Linked DNA regions of Homo sapiens: region 2 is linked to region 1. The links are chromatin loops, found by intact Hi-C in ENCODE. Cell type or tissue: ascending aorta. All regions are shown on one strand. Links, peaks and the distances in the headings refer to the core of each region. The heading gives the core; the rest is flanking DNA. Region 1 holds the start of RDH5 (retinol dehydrogenase 5). Region 2 overlaps GPR84-AS1 (GPR84, ZNF385A, ITGA5 and GTSF1 antisense RNA 1).

The links. A loop is a pair of places that touch in the nucleus more often than their neighbours do. Peaks named below come from ENCODE experiments on the same cell type or tissue, not always from the same donor. Only the 100,000 strongest peaks of a DNase experiment are listed, where the experiment ranks them.
Region 2: it touches region 1 in a loop (2.2-fold over the local background); 2 of 110 quality-filtered maps call a loop at or near these places.

The regions. Positions count from the first base shown.
Region 1 is chr12:55,717,911-55,726,231 of GRCh38, reverse strand. It overlaps BLOC1S1 (biogenesis of lysosomal organelles complex 1 subunit 1), which reads right to left. Exons shown (of 4, transcript NM_001487.4): 3 at 7,009-7,141; 4 at 6,529-6,733. The coding sequence ends at 6,623. RDH5 (retinol dehydrogenase 5) reads right to left here and starts at 5,839. Exons shown (of 5, transcript NM_002905.5): 1 at 5,715-5,839; 2 at 4,738-5,079; 3 at 4,285-4,543; 4 at 2,183-2,346; 5 at 1,527-1,910. The coding sequence starts at 5,047. The coding sequence ends at 1,687. CD63 (CD63 molecule) reads left to right here. Exons shown (of 8, transcript NM_001780.6): 6 at 1-111; 7 at 336-419; 8 at 606-909. The coding sequence ends at 671. It overlaps BLOC1S1-RDH5 (BLOC1S1-RDH5 readthrough), which reads right to left. Exons shown (of 6, transcript NR_037658.1): 3 at 7,009-7,141; 4 at 4,285-4,543; 5 at 2,183-2,346; 6 at 1,490-1,910. RefSeq lists enhancers at 4,776-5,404, 7,972-8,131, 8,242-8,291. In ascending aorta, for the core only: CTCF peaks have their summits at 1,443 and 5,072 (motif pointing right); DNase peaks (open chromatin) are centred at 1,081, 1,430, 4,961 and 5,961; H3K4me3 peaks cover 3,005 bases; H3K27ac peaks cover 7,695 bases.
Region 2 is chr12:54,424,129-54,432,449 of GRCh38, reverse strand. GPR84-AS1 (GPR84, ZNF385A, ITGA5 and GTSF1 antisense RNA 1) reads right to left here. Exons shown (of 4, transcript NR_120487.1): 3 at 4,525-4,593. Among named protein-coding and RNA genes, the nearest start is that of ITGA5, 9.0 kb to the right of the region's middle. In ascending aorta, for the core only: no CTCF peak of the experiment used is centred there; DNase peaks (open chromatin) are centred at 3,769, 4,225 and 5,009; H3K4me3 peaks cover 2,737 bases; H3K27ac peaks cover 8,000 bases.

The DNA of each region.
Region 1 (8,321 bases), core at 322-8,321:
GATTGGGAGAAAATCCCTTCCATGTCGAAGAACCGAGTCCCCGACTCCTGCTGCATTAATGTTACTGTGGGCTGTGGGATTAATTTCAACGAGAAGGCGATCCATAAGGAGGTAGGGAGGAGACTGTGTATGGGACTTGGGAAACCTGGGAAATGTTTTAGAATGCAAGAGACCCAGGATGGAGGTGGACAGGGTCAGGGATGGGGAGGGGATCTGGAAATGCTAAGGGTGGGGTGAAAGGTACAGGGGCAGGGAAGAGACTGATGGACCAAGGGAGGGGGTTGGGGTGGGAAGTTTCTGATGGTGCTTTTGTCCTTTGTGCCTGCCACCTTCAGGGCTGTGTGGAGAAGATTGGGGGCTGGCTGAGGAAAAATGTGCTGGTGGTAGCTGCAGCAGCCCTTGGAATTGCTTTTGTCGAGGTAAGAGATAACCCTGAGCAGGGGCTGGGACTCTGTCCAGGGTGCCTGGAGGGAAGGGGCTGAGGGGAGGAGGGTGCTGAACAGGAGGTACTGGCCTGGGAGTGTGTGTTTGGAGTCTCTTGCATGGGTCTGAGGTAGCTAGCCCTTCTGACTCCTCTCCACCCCTGTCCCCATCTTTCCTTCTAGGTTTTGGGAATTGTCTTTGCCTGCTGCCTCGTGAAGAGTATCAGAAGTGGCTACGAGGTGATGTAGGGGTCTGGTCTCCTCAGCCTCCTCATCTGGGGGAGTGGAATAGTATCCTCCAGGTTTTTCAATTAAACGGATTATTTTTTCAGACCGAAAAGAGATGGTCTGAGTTTGTCTTAGAGTGATGCTTGATTCCTTCCTTTCCTTACTGATGTTCCCTGTCCTCTGGGACCTTAATGCATGTGTACTTCGAGGTCTATTTTGGGGGGTGTTTGGGAAAGGAGGACTTTGCGAAGGTGTTGGTTGGGCAGGCAGTGGGAGAAGTGAGGATCCAGAGACTGTGGTGCTTTCTGCCCCCTAGTCTTATGCTGCCAGGCTCACTATGAACATTCATGAAGCCATCTGCTGCATAAGTCAAAGCAGCTCCCCAGAAAGGTCCCACCTGCGAGAGCCCAGCCCCCATCTGCCTTGGACATCTTCCTGGCCTTCTGTGCACCGCTAAGGGCCCAGCACCTCCCTTCCTGGCCAATCCTCAAGGGATCCAGCTCCTTTCGAAGTATGATAAGTTGCCTTGACACCTGTGTGGTCAGTGTCCTTAGCAGGAGAATTTATGTGAATATTGCCTTTTCTTCCATGGAAGCCACCCAGCCTGGCCCAGAACCCTCATCACCTGCTCTTCTCCCCCAAGAAATATGAAGACCATTCCCAGTACAGACACTGAATTGCAACCTTACTCCCCTTCAGAAAATAAGGGAAATGTATTAAAGTGCCCTTTGATGGCCACTCCCCGACGTGCAGCTGTAGATGTGAGGCAGTTCCCTGGCGCCCCACTGTGGGTGCTAGCTGTTTTGCAGGGACTGAACAGGCCAGAGACCGTGAGCATGTCGGTTTGGAGTAGTTGGCACTTAAATGGGGTCAGCCTTCCACTGGGCACATTTCTGCCCACCTTCTTTTTATTTTTTAAACAATACACTTTTGTTAGTGCTTATTTTGTGGCAGGCACCAGGCAGTACCAGGGTGGGGGCAGAAATAAATCAAAGTCCTTGTCCTTGAAAAACAATCTCTTGCTGGAAGGCTGGATTCAGTAGACTGCTTGGGCAGGCTTGGGAAGGACCCAGGTGAGCACAGCATCCACCAGGCTGGCTGGCAGGTAGGAGGCAGGCAGCCAGAGCAGCTTGGCATCCCAACCTGGGCTGTAGCGGGTTCGGGGGTGTCGAGCAGTCAGGGCATGCTCCAGGCATCGGCTCACCTTGGTTAGGTCCGGGTCACAGATCAGGTTCATGATGCGCTGTTGCATTTTCAGGTCTGCAGCCCCATAGGTGGTTGCAATCAGTTTCCCTTCCTCACTCCAGCCCATCTTAGGTACTGTCTTCTGGGGCCCTGGGCTTGTCACCCTCAGTCCCCTCCTCAGTGTGGGGAGTGGGCAGGTTCCACATGGCCTGGGCACTCTTGTAACATCCTGTTCACCCTCAACCCTGCCCTGGGTGCCCCACCCACCTCCTAGCAGGCTTATGCAGGACTGGCCTTTCTGGTACTTGTTTCCCTTCATGTGCCCCTGTGTGGGCCTGGCTACTCACACTTGGTGAGGAAGGCCCCCCCATAGTGGGCCTGTGTGGCAGGAGGCAGCCGTGCCCAGCAGGCCTGCAGGGTTTTCTCCAGACTCTCCAGGTTGGTCACAGGGGTTCGGAAGAAGCCAGGCTCCACGATGGAGACTCGTATCCCAAAATGAGCTACATCCCGCCTAGAGTCGGGGCAGAGCGAAGTTGCTGGGTTCTTGCCCTATAGGGAGGGGACTTTGAGGGACATGGGTTGGGGAGCTGAGAAAGTTACCACAGACCAGGGACAAGAGTTTTGACGGAGATGCCTACTGCCCCGGGACAAGGGTCAAGTGGGGTAGAGGGAGGAAAGTATTTTTGAGGTTTGTTTTCTTTGATCTAGAGCAGGGGTCAGCACGTTTTTTTCTTAAAGGGCCAGAGAGTTAATATTTTAAGCATGGCAGGCCAAGAAACAAAATTAATGATATTATCAGGTACTTATATAACAGTTTACAATGTAACCATTTAAAAATAAAAAAAACCATTATCAGCTTGTAGGCAGCTGGCCAGATCTGGCTTGAGTACTGAGTTTGCCGATTCCTGACCTAGAGGAACCCCATTCCCTTGCTCCCAAAACACATGGTTGAGCCCTGAGTGCTGGATATTGAAGGGTATAGTCTCGTATTTGCTGGAGGGTAAGCTGATGGGGAAAGTGGGGATACATCCCACTGCCCTGGCACAGATGTAGAAATCCAAGTATAGGTAAGGAGCAGGAGGGAAGGGGATAAAAAAAAATTCAAGTATAAAGTATGTGTTCCAGTATGCAGTGGCTCACACCTATAATCCCAACACTTTGGGAGGCCCAGGCGGAAGCATCGCTTGAGGCCGGGAGTTGGAGACAAGTCTGGTCACCACAGCAAGACCCCATCTGTAAAAAAATACTAGCCAGGCATGCTGGCACGCGCCTGTGGTCTCAGCTACTCAGGAGGCTGAGGCGGATATCGCTTGAGCTGCTTGAGCCTAGGAGTTTGAAGTTCAGTGGGCCGTGACTGCACCACTGCACTCCACCCTGGGTGAGAGCAAGGCCTTGTCTCAAAACTAAAAGTATGTGTCCCATGATGCTGCCTGAAAAATTAAGGCTGAGAGACAGGAGACATTCAGGTTATTTGCTGAGTGATGGTGACAAACGCAGGCTTCCTTAGAAGGTAGACTAAGCTTAGGCGCCTTATACTCCTGCTAAGAACTCAGGCCTTGGGCCGTGTGTGGTGGCTCATGCCTGTAATCCCAGCACTTTGGGAGGCCGGGTCGGGTGGATCACCTGAGGTCAGGAGTTCAAAACCAGCCTGGCCAACATGGTATAACTCCATCTCTACTAAAAATACAAAAAAATTAGCTGGGAGTGGTGGCACGTGCCTGTAAGCCCAGCTAATCGGGAGGCTGAGGCAGGAGAATCACATGAACCTGAGAGGCAGGGGTTGCAGTGAGCTGAGATCTCGCCATTGCACTCCAGCCTAGGCAACAAGAGCAAAACGCTTAAAAAAAAAAAAACAAAAAAAAACTCAGGCCCTACTCCCGTTGTCCTCATCATGTCTCCTTTGTGCTCCCACGGAACTTTGAACCTTATTGTTTAAAGACGAGAGGCAAGGCCGGGCGTGGTGGCTCACACCTGTAATCCCAGCACTTTGGGAGGCTGAGGTGGGCGGATCACGAGGTCAGGAGTTTGAGACCAACCTGGCCAACATAGTGAAACCCTGTCTCTACTAAAAATACAAAAATAAGCCAGGCATGGTGGCGCATGCCTGTAGTCCCAGCTACTCGGGAGGCTGAGGCAGGAGAATCGCTTGAACCCCGGGGGTGGAAATTGTGGTGAGCCAAGATCGCGCCACTGCACTCCAGCCTGGCGACAGAGCAAGACTCCATCTCAAAAAACAAAAAACAAACACGTTAAAAATGGGTAAAGAGAAGTAATCTACTTATGGTCACAAAGCTTACATAAGGGTAGACTTCATTGAACCCATGAAGTCTAGCCCTAAACTGTCTCTTCTTAACTATTCCAATGTGCTGTATCTTAACCACCTCTGCTGGCCCACGTTTGTTGAGTGGGCTGCTGTTAGTCCTGGAACCCAGAGCCCTGTACCCCTCACCTCAGGCTGTCAGAGAAGGCCTCCAGGCCAAATTTGGAGACACAGTAGCCCCCACCATTGGCTGCCAGGCGACCCAGGACGCTGGTGATGTTGATCACCCGGCCCCGGGCTTGCTGCAGCAGAGGCAGCAGGGCAAGGGTGACCCCGATGGGACCCATTGTGTTCACATTCAGCACCCGCTGGAAATCGTCCCGGGTCAGCCATGGTGTGGGTCCGATGATACCAGCCACACCAGCATTATTCACCAGACCAAAAAGCCCTGTGGGGAGATGAAAAGGATGCTGGGGGTAGGTGAGGCACTCCCACAGCTCCCTCTTCTTCCTGGGAGCATCTGAAAACTGCTTCTCCTCAAATTGTCCCTTTAGCTTACCACAGCCCTTGCAGGTGACTCCTGGGGTGACTGTGGGGATCAGGACACCCCACACCATATTCCTGGTGGTCTACCATACTTACCTGCTTCCTTAACGTGCATCTCCACCCACTTGGCTGCCTGCTGGACGCTCTGGGGATCAGTGATATCCAACAGGGTGGTGTGGAGGCGGGAGGAGGCCACCCGCTGCAGGTCCTCGGCCCCGGAGGGGGTCAGGCAGCTGGCCAGGACTCGGAAGCCTCTCTGGTCCAGCTGCAGTGCCAGAAGGCGCCCAAAGCCTGAGTCACAGCCGGTGATGAAGACAAAGGCATTGCTGGCGGGCAGGCTCTGCCGGTCCCTGAGCAACCACAGCACTGCCCAGAGTAAGGCACCCAGCAGAAGAGGCAGCCACATAGCTGGAGCCCAAGTGACCTACAGGTGGCAGCCTAGGCTGGGCAGAAAAACTTGTCCAGTTTACTGTGGCCCTCAAGCCCTTTCCCCTAATACCCTCCCTAGCTGGAAGCATCTGGTGTGAGCATATTGAGAAATTATCTGGTTGGCAGATAATTGGCCAACCATGGCTCATCTGTTCAAAGCAAAGATGTGGGCAGACCCTGTATTTGTGGCTAACTTAACTAAAACCACATGAGCCAGATCCTGTGTACAGACCTGCTGTATGGAGCAGAGGCATCTTTTTTTTTTTTTTTTTTTTTTTGAGATGGAGTCTCACTCTGTCGCCCAGGCTGGAGTGCAGCAGAGGCATCTTCTTGCTTGCCTCACACCACCTCTCCTTCTAAACCAGGGACACTGAACCTTCTATATGCAACCTGGGTCTTGTGTTTGGAATGATGTATAGGGCCAAGAGGTTTGCTGTGTGATACTGAGCATCTCACTGTCTCTCTCAACCTATTTTCTCATCTACCAAGTGGGGCTAAGACCCACCAGGTCCACCTCAGAGTTGTGGAGGATCAAAGGGGATAATGTGTGAGGAAGCATGTTAAAAGCTGAAAGTTTTGAGTTGGCAATACATGTAATATCTGGCTAGTCTTCTCAGTTCCCCCAGCTCCCAGTATCCACTTACCTCCTGTGGCGAAAGCTGGCAGGTACTACAGCGCCCGAAGCTTATTCTTTTGCTTTTGTTTAAGAGACTGCTCCCAGTCTTCCCAGCCTCCCACACTAACTACTGCTAAGGCCAAAGTCCGGAGTGGGTGGACTTGGATGCCAGGCGTATTAAGTGTATGTGTGACAGGGTGGGGATAGGACTGAGGAGGAGGAGGAGCCAGGGAGGCTGGAGCTTGCCTGGCTGAAGCCAGGACTTGGCAGAGGCCAGATTTGCCTAGGCTCCCCCCACCCCTTGGCTGTCTTTCTCAGCCTGGGTTCCTGACCATCTATGTCATGGTCTCCAAGGAGGAGGGAGCTGTCAAGGATGGCAGCTGCACTGCTCTGTTGGTAACGGTTACTGGACCTGTCATTCCTCCCCCTTCTCAGCCCTGAAGTGCCCCCAGGAATTAATCTCCCACCTGGCTCAGACTCATGACACTGCTTAGAGTTAGCCTGGGAGAGGCCATGAGCACGTGGAGAGGCAGAAAGCCAGAGCTGGGGACCAGGCCTGTACCTTGCCTTGTTTCTCTTCTGTAGGAAACAAGTCCTGAATTAGGAAGCTTGGGGCAGGGCTACTAGGACCTTCTCTCAGGAGGGATGGGAACTCCCACCCTCTGCTTGCCTAACAGACACCTGCACAAGGGCCATGGAGGAGAAGAGAGTTGGGATAGTAAGAGGAAGCTAGTTCCACCCTCTCCCCAAAAGGTACCTGTCCCTCAGGGAAACCACCTTTGAACCTTCCACTCCCACCCCCGACACTGGAGCTAGTAGCTCTCTGAAACACACCACAGAGAAACGGAGGCTTGTGTTTTATTCAAGGCTTGTCAGCCTCCCTCCTTCCCCCTGCGGGTGAGGTAGGAGGGATAGGGTTGGGGGAGGGAACAGGGGCTAGGAAGGGGCAGACTGCAGCTGCCCTTTGTAGACATATTCCAGTGCAGTGGCAATGGTGCGCATGTCCAGCTCGATGCTCCGAGCCCAGTTCTCCACATCCCCAATTTCCTGGGAAGGGGGAGAGGAGGTGGGAGCCCAGGAATCAGAATGGGTAGAGTATGGCTTCCAGTCTGGGGAATACGTTTTATTCATCTCCTGGAAAAGGCTTTACTTGGACCCACCAACTGCTTTTCTTTCTTTCTCTACCTTTTCTGACACTGGGGCTATAGATGGGGTTTCTGGGACCACCCTACTTCCTCCTTAACCTAAACCTGAGGTAACCTGACTGGAGGCAGCCAATGGGGGCCCAGGATTGGGGTGGTGAGGTAGGGAGTATGGCCCACCTTGAGTGCCTGGTTGAAGTTCTCCACCATTCCGATCCACTGGCCTGTCTGCTTGGCAAATTGGGCAGCCTGGACCTGTAGGGTCTTCACCTCATGGTCCAGCTTTCTCTGGTTCATGTAGGCCTGGGCCACACTGGGGGGTTGGAGGAGGGAGGAGATCAGCTCCAGCTAGTTGGGGGTGGTCTCCGGGACTAATATTCCATTGCAGCAGTGGGAGTTCAGCCAAGAATCAGGGCTCATAATTTTGGCCATTTTTGGATGTGATGCAAATGACTACCAGTACATGCAAATAAACCCAGCTCCTTCCTTTCACTCCCAGGATTCCCAGGAGAGCCAAGCTCGGAGCTGACTAGAAACATACCAGCTCCAAACCCCAAAAAGGAGTTCCTGCAGCTGAGTGGGGGAAGGGAGGGAAAACCTGGGGTGATATCCCTGAGGAAAAAGCTGGGAGGGAAAAAGGGGCATGGAAAAACTGGGAAAATCCAGCAGGAGGAACACATCTGGCAGTGATTGGAAGCCTAGGGATCTATGCAAGAAGTTGGAGAGGGAAATTGGGCCCCTCCCTGAAGCCGGGTTAGGATGGGAGTACAAACCCCCTCCCCAGGAACCCTGGGTCAAAAGAGGGTATCCCAGGGGTTTCTTCTCGGCTCTCAGTTGCTCTCCCAAGCCTTCGCTTTTGCCCACACAGATCAAGGAACACACACAAACACACACACACACACACACACACATGCTCTCCCTCCCTTCTGCCTTAGGCACTAGTTTTTCTTTTCAATCAAGGTATGGGCTGTGGTTACCATTACTACCATGGGGTTGGTGTCCCCAACCTTCTGCCAGTGTTTTTTGCCCTCCCCAACCCCTGCAATAATTGTTCTCCTTTATTGGCTGTTGAATTTTTCACTTCCCACCCCAGAGCTCTACTCAGCCAGGAGATTCCACATCCGGTGCCCCCACCCACTGGAATGTGTGGGGGCTGGAGCGGGGAAGGGGTTGGTGGGGGCTGAGGGAGTGGGCAGGACACCTGACAGGGGCCAAGATAGACTGAGCCTTTGTTTTCCTTTCCGGGGAATGAGAGGAGGCGTGGGCAGCAACACAAAACCCTTTCTAATCTGGCTTTGGCTTAGCTGCCCTCTAAGCTGAAAGTGGGGTGGCATCTAGCAAAGGAAAAGAAGAGGGAAAGGCCTGGGCCAATCTCACAAATGATGGGCACAGCAGAGCCCAGGAGGTGCCAATGTGGGAGGGAGGAAATGGGAGGGCAGACCCTGTTCCTTCTTTTTGGGAGACAGCTGGGTCACTGTCAAGGGTCGGGTAGG
Region 2 (8,321 bases), core at 174-8,173, 1.3 Mb after region 1:
ATTCCCAATCACCAGCTTCCAGCTCTTTGGCCCCTCCCCCATCCACACGCTTACTCCTCTGGCAGGCTAGCTGGGCTTTTGGCTGGGAACTGAGCTCAAAGCGGAAACAGGCAGTTGGAAGGTGTGATTTATGTCTCTGACTTCACCCCAGGCTGGAGCCCAAACACTTGGACCCTCTCCGCAAGTACCCGTCTGGCAAATTATCTCCTCCCCCTCAAAATCTCAGGCTCTTCTAGCTGGTCAGAGGTCTTCCAGGCAAGCCCATCCTCACTACCATCCCCCCTCTCCACTAACACTACCACTCACACCTCTAACTCCTGCTGATTACAGTGATAGAAGAATTAACTTCACTATTACCCACAGGAGGCAGGATTCTCCTATCAGCCCCAAACAATAGATAAATCCCTCCATATATCTAATTTCCTTCTCTCCTGCTGCTGACCAGCAGTTGGTAGAAACAAAGGGGAGCTAACTCACTCAGAATTCTGCCTCTGGCCTGTCAAGGTCTCTTTGCAGATTTAAGGTAATCCTCAATCCTGTGATTGTTTCTATCTCTAGAGACTTCTTAGAAACATTCTCAAAGACACCAGAGTGCCATTTTCTTGCTCCTGATCAGTAACTTGATGCATATCTTTATCTGCCATTCATCAAGATCTGGAAAGCACACTCCACCCCCCACAATCTGGAAGCCTAGAGTCAGAAAAGATCTTGCTAGGAAGTGAGAATCCTCTAACTCCTTGCAGGGGCTCCCACCATTACCACTTAGAAAATTCTACTAGAAATCTAGTTTCATCTTTTCCCACTTTCAAAGATTCCTCATCAGTCAAATGCCCTTGTTAACTTTAGAGGGCAGTTGAGGAGGATTAAATGAAGAAATCAATTTGAAAGATATAAAATGCTGCTTCATAGTATTATTTTGAGGTTAAATGAGGTCGCATATGTAAAATGCTTAGATCTATACCTGGTACTTGATAACTATTAGCTGTTTTTTCCTGTAATACCTCAAAAATTGGGGAGGGACCTGGGAGTTTGCCCTTCCTAGACATCCAGAGCCCATGGGCTCATTATAACCTTGTTGAATGGGAAGCTCAGATTCCTAGGTTTTAGTTTCTTTTTTTTTCTTCTTCTTCTTTTTTTTTTTTGAGACGGAGTCTCGCTCTGTCACCCAGGCTGGAATGCAGTGGTGCAATCTCGGCTCACTGCAACCTGTGCCTCCTGGGTTCAAGTGATTCTCTGCCTCAGGCTCCCGAGTAGCTGGGATTACAGGCGCGCGCCACCACACCCAGCTGATTTTTGTATTTTTAGTAGAGACGGGGTTTCACCATGTTGGCCAGGCTGGTCTTGTACTCCTGACCTCGTGATCCACCCGCCTCAGCCTCCCAAAGTGCTGGGATTACAGGTGTGAACCACCGCGCCCGGCCCCTAGGTTTTAGTTTCTGAAGGTACATGGTTGCATGAATGAATGAGTCCATGCTCCATTCAGTTTTCTGGGGTCTGGTCTCTCCTTTCCTGGCTTCCTTCCCATCACCCCCTACAGAGCCTTTCCCCTAGATCACTGAGCTCATCCTGGTTACCAATTATTTGTTTATTCCTGGCCCCCACACAAGGACTCCAGCCGCAACCCTGGTTTTCCCCTGAGTTCCTGTATGAGAATCTGAATGTGTTGGGGTAAGATGGAACCTCAAGGATCACCTAGCCCAATTCCTTTGATTTAGGAAAGACAAAATTGGGAGCCAAAGAAGGGCAGACTTGCTCTAGTTGGAACTTCCAAGTCAAGTACCTGGATCCAGCCCAGGGAGTCCCTGTGTGCTTTCAAGGGTAAAAGAATTCTCATCCCCTTCTTCCTTTCTCTCTCTCAGTGAGTAGAATAAATCACTATTTTTAACTGCCTAAAACATGAGCAAAAGCTGGAGAAACGCTCAAGGAAGTCCTTCTACATACAGGCTTACTGGCTTCTTCCATATTTTCCTGGGTCTTCTCTAATTCTTATTTCTGCCCCTTCTTGCATTCCTCCCTTCCTCCACCTCCAGTCACACTTAGATGGCTTCTATGCTAACCTGTATGTCACTTGCATATCATTCAACAATAGATCAATAGATTTGGGGTTTTTTTGTTTTTTGTTTTGTTTTTTTGAGACAGAGTCTTACTCTTTCGCCCAGGCTAGAGTGCAGTGGCATGATCTTGGCTCACGGCAACCTCTCCCTCCCAGGTTCAAGCAATTCTTGTGCCTCAGCCTCCTTAAGCGGCTGGGATTACAGGCATGTGCCACCATGCCCAGCTAATTTTTTGTATTTTAGTAGAGACGAGGTTTCACCATGTCGCCCAGGCTGGTCTCAAACTCCTGATATCAGGCAATCCGCCCGCCTTGGCCTCCAAAAGTGCTGGGATTACAGGCGTGAGCCACCACGCCCTGCCTAGATTTGTTTTTAAAAAATGAATTTGTTGCTGAGTGCAGTGGCTCATTCCTGTAATCCCAACACTTTAGGAGGCCAAGGCAGGAGGATCACTTGAGCCGAGGAGTTCGAGACCAGCCTGGGCAAACATAGTGAGACCCCGTTCCTACAAACAATTAGTTTAAAAAGAAAAAGAAGAATGGGTCAATGGCTTTCTTTGAAAGTGTTTAGTCTGAATCCAACACCTAGGTCCAAAGTGGGGTACACTTGACCAGCAGCTTCTGTGAGCATGACCACCCCATATAAAGGCATTCCTTTTGCCTTTGCCAGTGAGGCTCAAGCATTCCAAAGATAAACGTAGTGGGCTGGTCTTTCCTAAAGTAAAGCTAGATTGCTTGGGTTTGAATCCCAGCTCTTCTGCTTACCTTGGGCAAGTCTGTGCCTCAGTTTCCTCATCTTATAAAATAGGTCAATAGTACCTCCCTGATAAAGGGGCAGTGCCAATTAAATAAGTTAATTCATATAAAGCTCTTAGAACACATACTATATAGCATAAAGCATAAGCTATTATTATTATAGGAGAGACAATAACTCCAGGAAGCCGTGCCTCCACCTCCACCCCCCATACATACCTGAGTCATGTGGCACGGTTCCTCTCTCTTCCTGGGATCTCATTACCCTTCTCCAAACCAGCCCATCTGGCCCCTGTGCAGTCTTACCCTTATCCAACCCCCAGCTCTACCCCTGGGGCCCAAACCTGGGTGTAGGGGAGGGAAGAAAGGCAAAACGTGGCCATTTTAGGGCAGAAGAACTGTTAGAGGGGAGAAGGGGTGGGGGCAACAGGGAAGTGGACCCAGAGTTGGGAAGCTCCTTATTGGGAAAGGCCCCTGTCTGATTCTGGGAGACAGAGGCCAGGCCTGGGCACTCAGCCAAGTCCAAAGAGCAGGCCCCAGGCCCTAGTCCTGGCCCCCAAAGCCAGCACCAGTGAAGAGACTAAATGTTCAGTTGCTTTGGGCTCTTCTCCAGACAGTCACAGGACACTTCCCCTACCCCAACCTCACCTATTCTGACAAAATACCCATGGTGATTAAAGTAGCTAGAACCAGGAGTACAACGTCTCTGTGTATATATGTGTGTGTTGGGAGGAGGGAGAGACTCATGCTTCCGGGCCATAATAAGGTCAAACCACTGTTCCAAAAGTGGCTGTCTCCAGGACACTGCCCACCACCCACAACCCCCACTACCTCCCCCCAAGTCCAACGGCTGGCTGTGAACTCCTCCTACAGGAACCCAGCCAGTTCTGGGGAGACTGCTGGTGAGGGGGGGCCCAAGGGTGAGTAACGGTTCCCGTGGGGATCGGGGTGCCCATGACTAATCAATGAGAGGGTGAGAAATAAAACTTACATTCCTTGACTTGTAGGGCAGTAGCTGGAGGTGGGAGGTGGGGCAGGGGCAGACTGAAGCAAGGACAGCCAAGTAGGGACGCAGAGCGGGAAGCGAGGCTGAGGTGGGGGTAGGGAGTCCTTCCAGCCCTGCTCTCTCCATATCTCAGGCTGAAGGAGAGGCAGGCCCCAGGTAACCAAACACCTGGGTTTCTGCTTCCCATCCCCTGGCAAATAAGCTTCTCCTCCAGTTCATTCAATCCAGGGCTACAGACTTTGAATGGGCTGAGGGAAGGGCACACTGACATCTCATTTGCATTCCTCAGCCCCTGCCCCACTCATCTAGGAGTCCCTATGCCCAGAAGACCCGGCTTGGAAAAACTCCGCTGTGCAAGGCTGAGAGCCAGACTAAAGGCATAAAAGCGGAAATGAGCTGGGAGCCAAGATGCTGAGAGAAGGAAGGAAGCCAGTCTGCTGCCACAAAGGAGTCAGGAAAGAGAGGGAACAAACAGCCAAGTGCTTCCTGCCCATACCCTTCCCTGCCTCTCCACCAACCTCCTCCAGCCTGTCCAGACATCTCAGGCCCAGGGCAGAGTAGGGAAAGGAGTGCAGAGACCCACACGAAACGCCCTCTAAAGCTTCCAGCTCAGCAGCCTTCATGGCAGAGGCCGGGGCTATTCTCACAGCAGCCCCTGCATCAATAGCTAGATGATCACTCCCATGTTAGCCAGTTCCAGAAGCTCCCTTACCCCAATTTCCTCCACCAAAGTGACCCGTTCCTCTCTGTTTCAAGCTTGCTTTCTCTGGCCCTCCAGTATCTGCAGTTGAAAGAGAACACCATGAGTTTGGGAAGGGATGTGGTAGTGGGGAGGGTTGGGAGAGTTGTAAGAACAGGCAGCCCTCTTCCCCAAACTGCTATCTCACCTCCCACTGCACTGGCAAGAGAGCAGGGGCAATCACACCTCACACACACACACACACACACACACACACACACACCCCCAACTTTAGCCTATTGACAGATCAGGATACAGATACCCCACCCATGCAAATACACCAACACAAGCATGTTCAGGTTTTCAGACCATACACACACAGAGAGGGAGATTTTCACCTCACAGGCACATTCACATCACACAGGATCTTTTCCCAGCCTGGCCAGCACAAATGGTGAACATGGGAAAGATGTAGAAACCTGGGTCAACTTGGGCCCAAAATATATTCCAGCTTTGGCCCTTCTCCAGGTCTGTTTCTCCATTCCTTGCTACTCCCCCAGGGCTTTCCCATGCAAAACACAGGAGAAGGCGGAGAGGAGGCACCTGAGGGTGCTCTGTTCCTAAGCTGTGATACTCAGTCAACTCTGTCTGGGTTTCTGGAACCCAGCCCCCCTCCCTGAGGTGATCACATGGAAAATGTCCAGCTGCGGTTGCTTGGAGAGATGAGCTCAGCCAGTCTGAGTGGGGCTGGGGGCCTGGACTCAGCGTCAGACTTTCCACTTCGGACCTTACCCCTCCTCCCACCTCCAAATACCACTCCAGGGATTCAGGAGCAGGAAAGGGGCCAAAGGGACTTCTGACACAAATGTCGCAGTCTTGGACTGGTTCAGAGGGGAAGGGTGGACACTGATGAAGGGCGGAACAGATCTGGAAGCACCTCTAGTCTGCTTCATTCCTGCCCACCCACTTCAGGGAAATAAATCCAAAGATGGACCAAAAAAGACAAGGGAGACTAGGTTGCAGTGTAATAAGTGGGGGGAAGATGACTTCAGAAATTGGTCCCCCGGGGTGGGAGTGGGAGGGCAGGGAACTCAAGAATAGATTCAACTCAATGACCCCAAAATGACAAAGGACATAGAAAGCTGGGTCCTAAATGGGAAGCTGGGGGTGGCAGAGGAAGGAGCAGACCAGTGTTACACTGCCTCTCATTGGCCAATGAAGAGTTCCTGACCTGGCAGGAGGAAAGGATTAGTCTCTCCATCCAGTCTTCCAAAGTATATTTCCCACTCTCCATGACTCTGCACCCCTGCCCTCCCTCTCCTCACGTTCCTTTCCCTCTGTCCCCCATCTCTATTATGCGCTTCCCCTTTCCTTTCTCCTTTCCTCTCTCCTACCATCTTTCTAGGATCCTCCTTCCTGGTTCCTCCACCCCCTTCTCCTTCACCAATCCCTTGCCCCTCTGTCTTTTCCTCTCGCGGAACCCTCTCTGTCTACCTCTTTGCTCTTATTTATGTCTCCAACCTCACCCATTTCCCCCTCCTTCTCCCTCCTTTTTCTCCCCAGCATAGCCCACAGAGCTTTATACATAGTAAGCACTCAAAAATATATACTACTTAGATCAATGGCACTTATTAGTTAATGTCCCTTGCACAATTCTAGGAATCTTAGAGCAGACAGATCTTTAGTAGTTAAAATGTTGGAGCCATGAAAGGTTTTGATCTGAGAAGTAACATCATCAGAGCCTTGGTTTAGGAAGATTAATTTGCCTGCAAAGAGTAGGGTGGATTTCAGGGGAAAATGAGACCCTTTTTTCATTTTCTCTCTTTCTTTCTTCAACTGTTTCTTTCTCTCTGACTTCTTCACCATCTGACAGGCTTCCCCACCTGGCCATAACTTCTTCTCTCCCTTCCATGAGTCTTCCCTCTTTCCTTGAGTTTTCCTTCCCTTTACCCCTATCCTGCCCTTCCTCCTCTCAACAACCCCCCTTCCTAGAACATCTGTAAGCAATTGGCTTGTAGAGAGGGGTAGGGTTGAGATTTCCCAGCCAGCTGTGGGGGTGTGGCCAGCCCTGGCCGACTGGATGGAAGAGTGTGGCCTGAAGGGAGGGCCACTCTCCCTAGAGGTGAAAGCTTGGAGTGCCATCCCACCGTTCCTGTTCCTAGGCACCCAGCCCTTTAATCAAACCCCAAACTTCTCTTCTTCCCAGGTCAATCTCATCACACACCCCTTTTCTATCTCAGAGACCTGGAAGCCCTAGCCCTACCTCCCAGTTCCACAATTCTGTCATCTGGAACCCTCTAGCCACATGTAGATTAGAGACTGGAAGAGGGTACCCAACCTCCCAACTGCTGGACATCTGTTGAAAGGAATATAAACTGAAGGGTCAGAAAGCTCCTCCTCTTGGCTTCTCCCTTAGGGCTTTGAAGTCCAATCAAGGACTGAGGCCAGAGGTCGGGGGTGTGGGTATTCAAAGGACAGAATGCAATTCAACCTTTACTGCAGGTAAGGTAGGAAGTCCAATATATTTTTGTACATTAGACCCAGAAGTAATCACTTGTGAATTGTGAATGTATAAACTGTATACAACATTACTTTCTTTTATACTATTATCTCAATTTAGTAAGCCTCAACCTTGGAGTCCAGGGGTTAAGAATCTTCTAAGGCTTTGTTCCTCCTCAAGTTATAGCTCTGGAAGAAAAGGAGGGGGCTCTGCTTCCCAGGAGTGCTCCATATTACTGGGCTCATAAATCTCAGCCCCAGAGACTCTCCATTTTACTTTTATGCACTGGCTGCTGGGGACACTTGGAACCTTTGCAGGAATTTCTGTAAACCCCACTTATCCCCTAGTTCAGCACCCCAACAGGTTAGCTCTCCCTGAAGAGAAAGGCAAGGGGATGGACCTATTCTTAGCCCTGTACATGATCTCTGGAAAACAAATGTGCTCATTGTGAGGTGATGATGGACAGGGAGGAATTTGCAGCCAAGGAAGGAGTGTATGTGTTTGGAGGTAGAGAGATGAGGAGCGCCAGAGGTCCAGAGAGCTCATGAGGAAGACTTATGAAAAGCAAGGAGAGGGACATGCTGTGCCCCATCCCCAACTTTGTGCCATTGTGTTAAGGACTAATGGCACACTATGCTCTACACATACACACACACACCCTGATTCCTACCTGATCAGAGATGCTGTTATCTCTATAAAGCCAGAAAGAGCTGAAGCTAGTAACATAGCATGTCTGGGTTTGGAGTGCAATCGGTGGCCCTCCTGCCTTCCTCCCCAACCTCTTTCCAATGCCCTTTCTGTCTGGGATTGATAATCCTTCCCAAGAGAGGGCTGGAAATGGCAGGCAGACTTGTGGAGGTGGGAGGGAACGCCTGGCTCATCCTCAACCCCTCATAGCCCCAATCGGATGTGCACTGGGAATCCTGGTGCTCCAGGTCCCTTCCTGATGGGCTCCAGATGTGCTTACATCTGGGAAGGCCATCCCAAGAAGCTGACACTCCCACCCACAGCTCCCACCCCGGATGGTTCTCTCCTCTGACTGCCAGGCCTTTGAGCTGAGAAGATTCAGGCACCCCTTTCCTCTCCAGAGGTAGGTACAAGGCAGCAAAGGGGAGAGAAAGGAAAGTCATGGGGGTGGCATGAGTAAGCAAATAAAATGAGGTCAATGCTTAGGACACCCCAGAGGATCTTATTTTCCTTTTAACTTCCTATCTGGGGTTGTTACATTTTGCCATAGCATTCTGGTGCCTCTAAATATGCCATAAATAAATAAATAAATAAATAAATAAGAAAAACTGAAGAACTTTTGGAAGAGAAGACATTAGCAAGA